Linked DNA regions of Homo sapiens: region 1 is linked to region 2. Evidence: chromatin contacts called from ENCODE Hi-C or POLR2A ChIA-PET data. All regions are on one chromosome and are shown on one strand. Each heading gives the region's core, a stretch centred on a gene start or an enhancer-like site at or near the end of the contact. The rest is flanking DNA. Distances are from core to core; before and after follow the strand shown.

What was found. A loop is a pair of places that touch in the nucleus more often than their neighbours do. ChIA-PET counts read pairs that join two places held with the same protein, here RNA polymerase II (POLR2A). Pooled maps may share reads with other maps.
Region 1: a loop to region 2 is called in a map of dorsolateral prefrontal cortex, with 3 times the contacts of the local background. The contact joins two enhancer-like sites. A Hi-C loop is called at or near these places in 5 of 168 maps with a recorded cell type or tissue (PC-3, PC-9, dorsolateral prefrontal cortex and 2 more) and 10 of 50 pooled maps. POLR2A ChIA-PET finds 5 or more read pairs at or near these places in 3 of 52 experiments (H1, MCF 10A and Panc1).

What each region holds. Positions count from the first base shown.
Region 1 is chr3:150,494,463-150,497,183 of GRCh38, reverse strand. No RefSeq gene overlaps it. Among named protein-coding and RNA genes, the nearest start is that of SERP1, 51 kb to the left of the region's middle. Within about 2 kb of position 1,468, at least 2 of the 41 ENCODE cell types and tissues checked have a DNase peak (open chromatin) inside an H3K27ac peak, as active enhancers do; they include Panc1 and dorsolateral prefrontal cortex, where a contact is called at or near this core.
Region 2 is chr3:150,347,153-150,349,898 of GRCh38, reverse strand. It overlaps LOC107986141 (a long non-coding RNA gene), which reads right to left. Exons shown (of 3, transcript XR_001740958.1): 2 at 1,480-2,521. Among named protein-coding and RNA genes, the nearest start is that of LINC01214, 25 kb to the right of the region's middle. Within about 2 kb of position 1,263, at least 12 of the 41 ENCODE cell types and tissues checked have a DNase peak (open chromatin) inside an H3K27ac peak, as active enhancers do; they include Panc1 and dorsolateral prefrontal cortex, where a contact is called at or near this core.

The DNA of each region.
Region 1 (2,721 bases), core at 219-2,718, 150 kb before region 2:
TTAAAATGGCCCCAAACATCGTGCTGAAGTGCTGTCTAGTGTTCCTAAGCAGAAGGGTGCAATGTGTCTTACAGATAAAACATGTTAGATAAGCTTCATTCAGGTATGAGCTGGCCATGATTTCATTGTTAATGAATCAACAATATATACTAGGCTGGGCGCAGTGGCTCATGCCTGTAATCCCAGCACTTTGGGAGGCTGAGGCCGGTGGATCACTTGAGGTCAGGAGTTTGAGACTAGCCTGGTCAACATGCTGAAACTCCATCTCTACTAAAAATAAAAATTAGCCAGGCGTGGTGGCATATGCCTGTGGTGCCAGCTACTTGGGAGGCTGAGACACGAAAATTGCTTGAACCTGGGAGGCGAAGGTTGCTATGAGCTGCCATTGTGCCACTGCACTTCAGCCTGGGCAACAGAGCCAAACTCCATCTAAAATATATATATATATATATTTCATTTTATATATATATTTCATTATATGTATATGTGTGTGTGTATATATATACACACATATGTATATATATATACACATATGTATATATACACATATACATATAATGAAATTCTTTAATGGCAACACACCTAAAACAAGGTTGTGTATTGACCAGTTGATGAAAATGTGACCAGAGGTTCGCAAGATCCTAACCGTATATTTCCCCTAAAAGCAGTGGTTCAATATTTGCAACTTCATGGAACACGAACTACCAAAAATAACAATAACTGTAACTGAAATTAATTGTTTAATAATTGCAGTGTGAAGACACATTATAAGATTCTATGAGAAGGTTCTATAGAAGCATCATAAACATCTATATTTAATATATTCATTCAACATATTTGCAGAGTGAAAAAATACTGCATATCAGAAAAAATAATAGATGAGGGGAGAAATTAACATTGGAGTCTCATTATGCAGTATATAGCTCAAAGTGTGATGGGCTTTCATGAGTTCTGCTGGGTATTGTTTATTTGTTCATTTTTTTGTGTTTTTAACAAAATAAGATTGCTACAATAGTAGGACTTTCAAGGCTGTGAGTTTTTCAGTTCCAAATTTGGAATCTACACTAAAAACTGTGAATGCATCTGGAGTGGGGGGAGCCAGGGGACTGGAGGGCGGCAGCTTTTTGCTGTGGTGGATGAAGATAGGAGGTTAGGGAAAATACCAGCCCCTGGTAGAAAGTAAACCCAGAAAGAAATTTGAAAATTAAGAAGTTTCTCTATTCTTGGCTCCTACAAGGAAGCAAAACAAAGAAAGAAAGGCGTAGATCAGTTTTTAAAGTTTTTGTGATAATTACCTTTTTTCCAGTTTGAAAACATTTTCTAATTAAATAATTTGATCTCATATACATAAGGGAGGCACTGAAGTGATTATTTTTCCAGTTCCATTAAGGGCTTGTGTTCTGACTTACAACCACCAGGTGGAGACAAAACAAAACTAAAGTATTTCCCATATTTTGAGCTTTATATTGAATTTGAGCAATTCTTTAAATCAGGAGTATGGAGAATTTTTTTTTTCTTTTCTCTTGTGAATAAGCCACTCACAGGGCCAAAAACTTCATAGATCAAAGATCACATACAAATTCAAAACAAGCACAATTTTTGAAGAGAGCCATAATGTGTTCAAATCAATATCTGTTAAAATTAAAACTGGGAAACATGTATATTTTAAATAAGTTTTTAAAAAGTAAATATATTTTCATCCTGCAGGAGCCAGATTAAAAAAAATAAAATTTTCAGGTGACACTATGGCCAGTTAGAGAATGTGAAAGATGAAGTAGAGAAAAATAGGAAAAAACAAAACAACAAGGAGAAGAAAGAAAGAGGAAGAACAAAGCAGACACAGACACAGACAGGCATACACAGAGTGAAACACTGAGTGGCTGAAGCTGGCCTAGAGTGTGAGATTGACACACAGAGACAGCCAAGGTCCATGCCTGTTATGGGGCCAGCATGGTTTTGATCCTTCTTCTCCAAGTGTACTGAGGGTATCCGGGTCAGCAGTCCCACAGAGCTCTTTAAAAGGCTGATTAACCTCCAACCATCCCCTTTCTGAACTGCGAATTGGTTCTGCTTTTATTTTCAAACTTCAAAGTTTAATTTCAAAATGAAGATTTCTCTTTCCATCAAAATTGAAAGATTTTTCCCACTCCATGTAAAGGGGGTAGGAAAACCCCTTTAAAAACTCGAGTTTCTAAAAGTTCCCTCTTTGTAACTTTAGAAATTTGGGGGTGATATAGTTAATATTCACAGGTGGTCAGGTAGCCTTATTCCTGTTATTTTTTATTTGGGGGTTTCTCATTTCATAGTAGTTGGAAGTTATAATTCTAGTGGCCATATAATTGTTCTGAACCTTATTGACAATCAAACCTACTGTGTGCACGTGTGCGTGTGCTAGCAGTCACATGCCCGTGTGCCTATTTAGAGCCCTGTGAAGATGTTCTACCAGAGGAACAAAGACAGAATTTCCTCTCTGGGAAGATGGGGTAACAGCAGACCCTTCTGTCTGCCTATTGAAGGATCCAAAAGTTTCAGTCACCATAGCTCATCACAAAGAGGAGGAAATGGCCCTCACTCTGCAGTTCACTTCTCATTATTTACAAGGAACTGGATGCAATGAAGTTAGGAGCAAGGTCCTAGTAATGAGCTGAACTTCTCCATGAGTCTCATTGTTCAGATGAAATGTGGGGCACAGTTTGTCATTGTAACTAGAAAGTAATGGGG
Region 2 (2,746 bases), core at 14-2,513:
TGTTGGCGCAGGGAGTGTGGGGAGAGTCACATACTTCCATGCTGGGAAAGGCAGGGCCCCTGGTGGCCCAGCAAGTCATCAGACAGCCTGGGCAAGAGCAGCAGCCAGATGAGCTAGAGGGCAGCTTGAACCTCTTGGCAAACTTGCCAAACATTGAGGAATCTGGGGATTGTGGTTCCAAAAAGTCTGGTTTCTTTTGGAACCAGACTGAAGCATGAATTTGAGTTGGGGACAAGGGATCCCCCAACTCAAAAAAAAAAATCCACCTCATTAAAAATTCCTTTGGCATGGCATATTGCTACAGAGTCTGATTGTAGTGCCAGTGTCTTTCTAACACCCTTCAAATAACAGTGCTGACAAATTCCTAAGCAGCCGTCAAATTACATGATCTTGACCTGGTTGGATAAAAAGTGATGCTAGCACAAAGGTGATTGATTGAGGATTATGACAGTCAGACAGATGACACAGTGAATATTGGAAGTATTAATAGCAAGCTTATTCCTAATCTTTACACTGTAGGCAAAAGAAGTAACATGTCAAAAACACCACAGAATATTTTTATTATGGGAGGAGGCAAAACGTTCTTAAGCTTATAATGTAGTGGCACCTTATAGGTAAGACTTAAAGCCTCAAAGCTTTGTTTTAAAGCAACGACTGGTGTTGATTCTCAGTCAATTTAAAGGATGAAAAGGGCTGTAAAACTATTTTACGGTAGGAATAATAGCTACCACTTTTTAAGCACTATGTTACAGGGATTTTAAATATATTAGCTAATTTAAGCCTAATGGCAGCCTTGTCAGGTAGGTACCTTTGTCCCCAGTTTATATACAACTGCAAATTCTGAGACAAAGGATAGTTAGACAGTTCTGCCTGATCCCAAAGCCAGTGCTCTTCAATTCACTGCAGTAAGCCACCTCTCTGGAGCTGAAAGGAGACATGAAACTAGGGACATGAGATAAATGGATTTTTTTTCTCTAAAGAATTGCCATTTTTCTGGATCTTGGATAGAGCTTTATCTTGAGAAGTAACCACGCTTGCTCTTCACAGACAAGATACAGCAACATCTAATATGGAGAAAAACTGTGAGCATTTCCACTTCTGATTAATGAATCAAAACTGAACCAATAAAGTCTAGCCTTTGTGACAGTTCTTTGTCTCCTCCTTGGCCAAGAATTTCTGTACACACTGAGTCAGAGTGTCAGCACTCTCTTAACTTGGCGCACGCAACTTGACATGAGTCACCAGAAGGATTTGAAACTTCGGGTTGGAAAAAGCCACTGCTGTTAAGTTGGTACAGACAAAAATATTTGGGCGTCAACTCTTGTGTTCCTGGATATAGCTTGTTCGTTCATCTGTGTGTTGATTCATTCAATAAATATTCTAATGTACCCAATAAAATACAAAATACTGGGTAAAAAGTTTAATTAGTAAACAAACAAACAAACAAACAAAAAAAAACAGTGAAATCAAGTGTCTCACCTCAACCCCTAGTTTCTCTGTTGAGGGACAATCACTGCTAGCAGTTTCTTGGAGGATCCTTCTAGAGATATTCTAGGCATATTATGTGCCTTTCCCTTGGTTTACATAAGTGTTATTGCACCCCTGCAATAGCCTGGGCACTGATTTATGTAAAGTGATGATCAAGACTTGGGCCCTGTCCCTGAGGAGGAAATAGAACATAAACCAACTTCCACTTTATGATTGACAAGTTCCCTGATTGGAGGTACTTATAGGAGTGGTGGTGGTCTGAGTGAATCAGGATTGAAATATCAATGTGTCTTATCAGCTGTCACAAGTAAATTGTTGTTATTAATAGTGAAGTGCCAGCATTTGAAAATTATTTTTTAAAATAGGATAACATGTATTCCTGTGATAATTTCAACCTCACTTGCATCCTAATTTGCTTGTGAGACAGAAAAGTGTGGAGATTAAGCTGTTTCACTGAGAATTGTGCGTGACGCTGGACACACCCATGGTAGGTTCTCTTGTGAATGTGATCTGGTGCATATCCCAGGGAGCTGAACATTTTGTACAATCAGGGTACAAGAAGAGCATAATTTCTTCATTTTCTGGGGGACAATTAGAAAGTTTTCCCTAAATAGTATATGCTCCCATTTAGTGGGGTATGGTTTTCCTAGTTGCCTGGTTTCAAAATATTCATCCTTACAATGGAAGGGAAGTCAGGAAGTGATAAAACCTCCCATCTGGATTGAATACAGTTTGGGACAGTAGTTTGTGCACGGTGAGGCAGATAACACTTTGCAGATTTAGGAGACAGCTGAATCTGATGCATGTGGATGCAAGCTACTGGTAGAAGGCTTGGAGCAAATCCTTTCAATGCAGCTTGGATTTATGGGAGATTTTCAGGCGCCTGTAGGCTTTGAAGAGGCGTACAGTAGTATTTGGTTCACAAAGAGTTCACGTTTACTTCGGTTCACCTGGATTCTCACTCCCAATTGAGTTTTATTTCCAGTATGCTTGTAAACCAACTCCAGACTCGGATGCAAACTCGGCTCAATGTCTGATAGGGAGTTAAAGAGAGAAAATACAAAATGGCATAAATGAGTTTCACATGATTTCCAATCCAAGCTATGAGCTGGCTCTGGCTCGCTCAATCAGCCAGGAGCAGAAAAAGTTTTGCAAACTTCAGTGACCCTTGCAAAAAACCTGGTCTACATCCTGCCTTCAGGAGAAAACCCAGAACCGGTTAGATGTGCCCTGTTTTGGTTTCTATTACAGCTTGCCT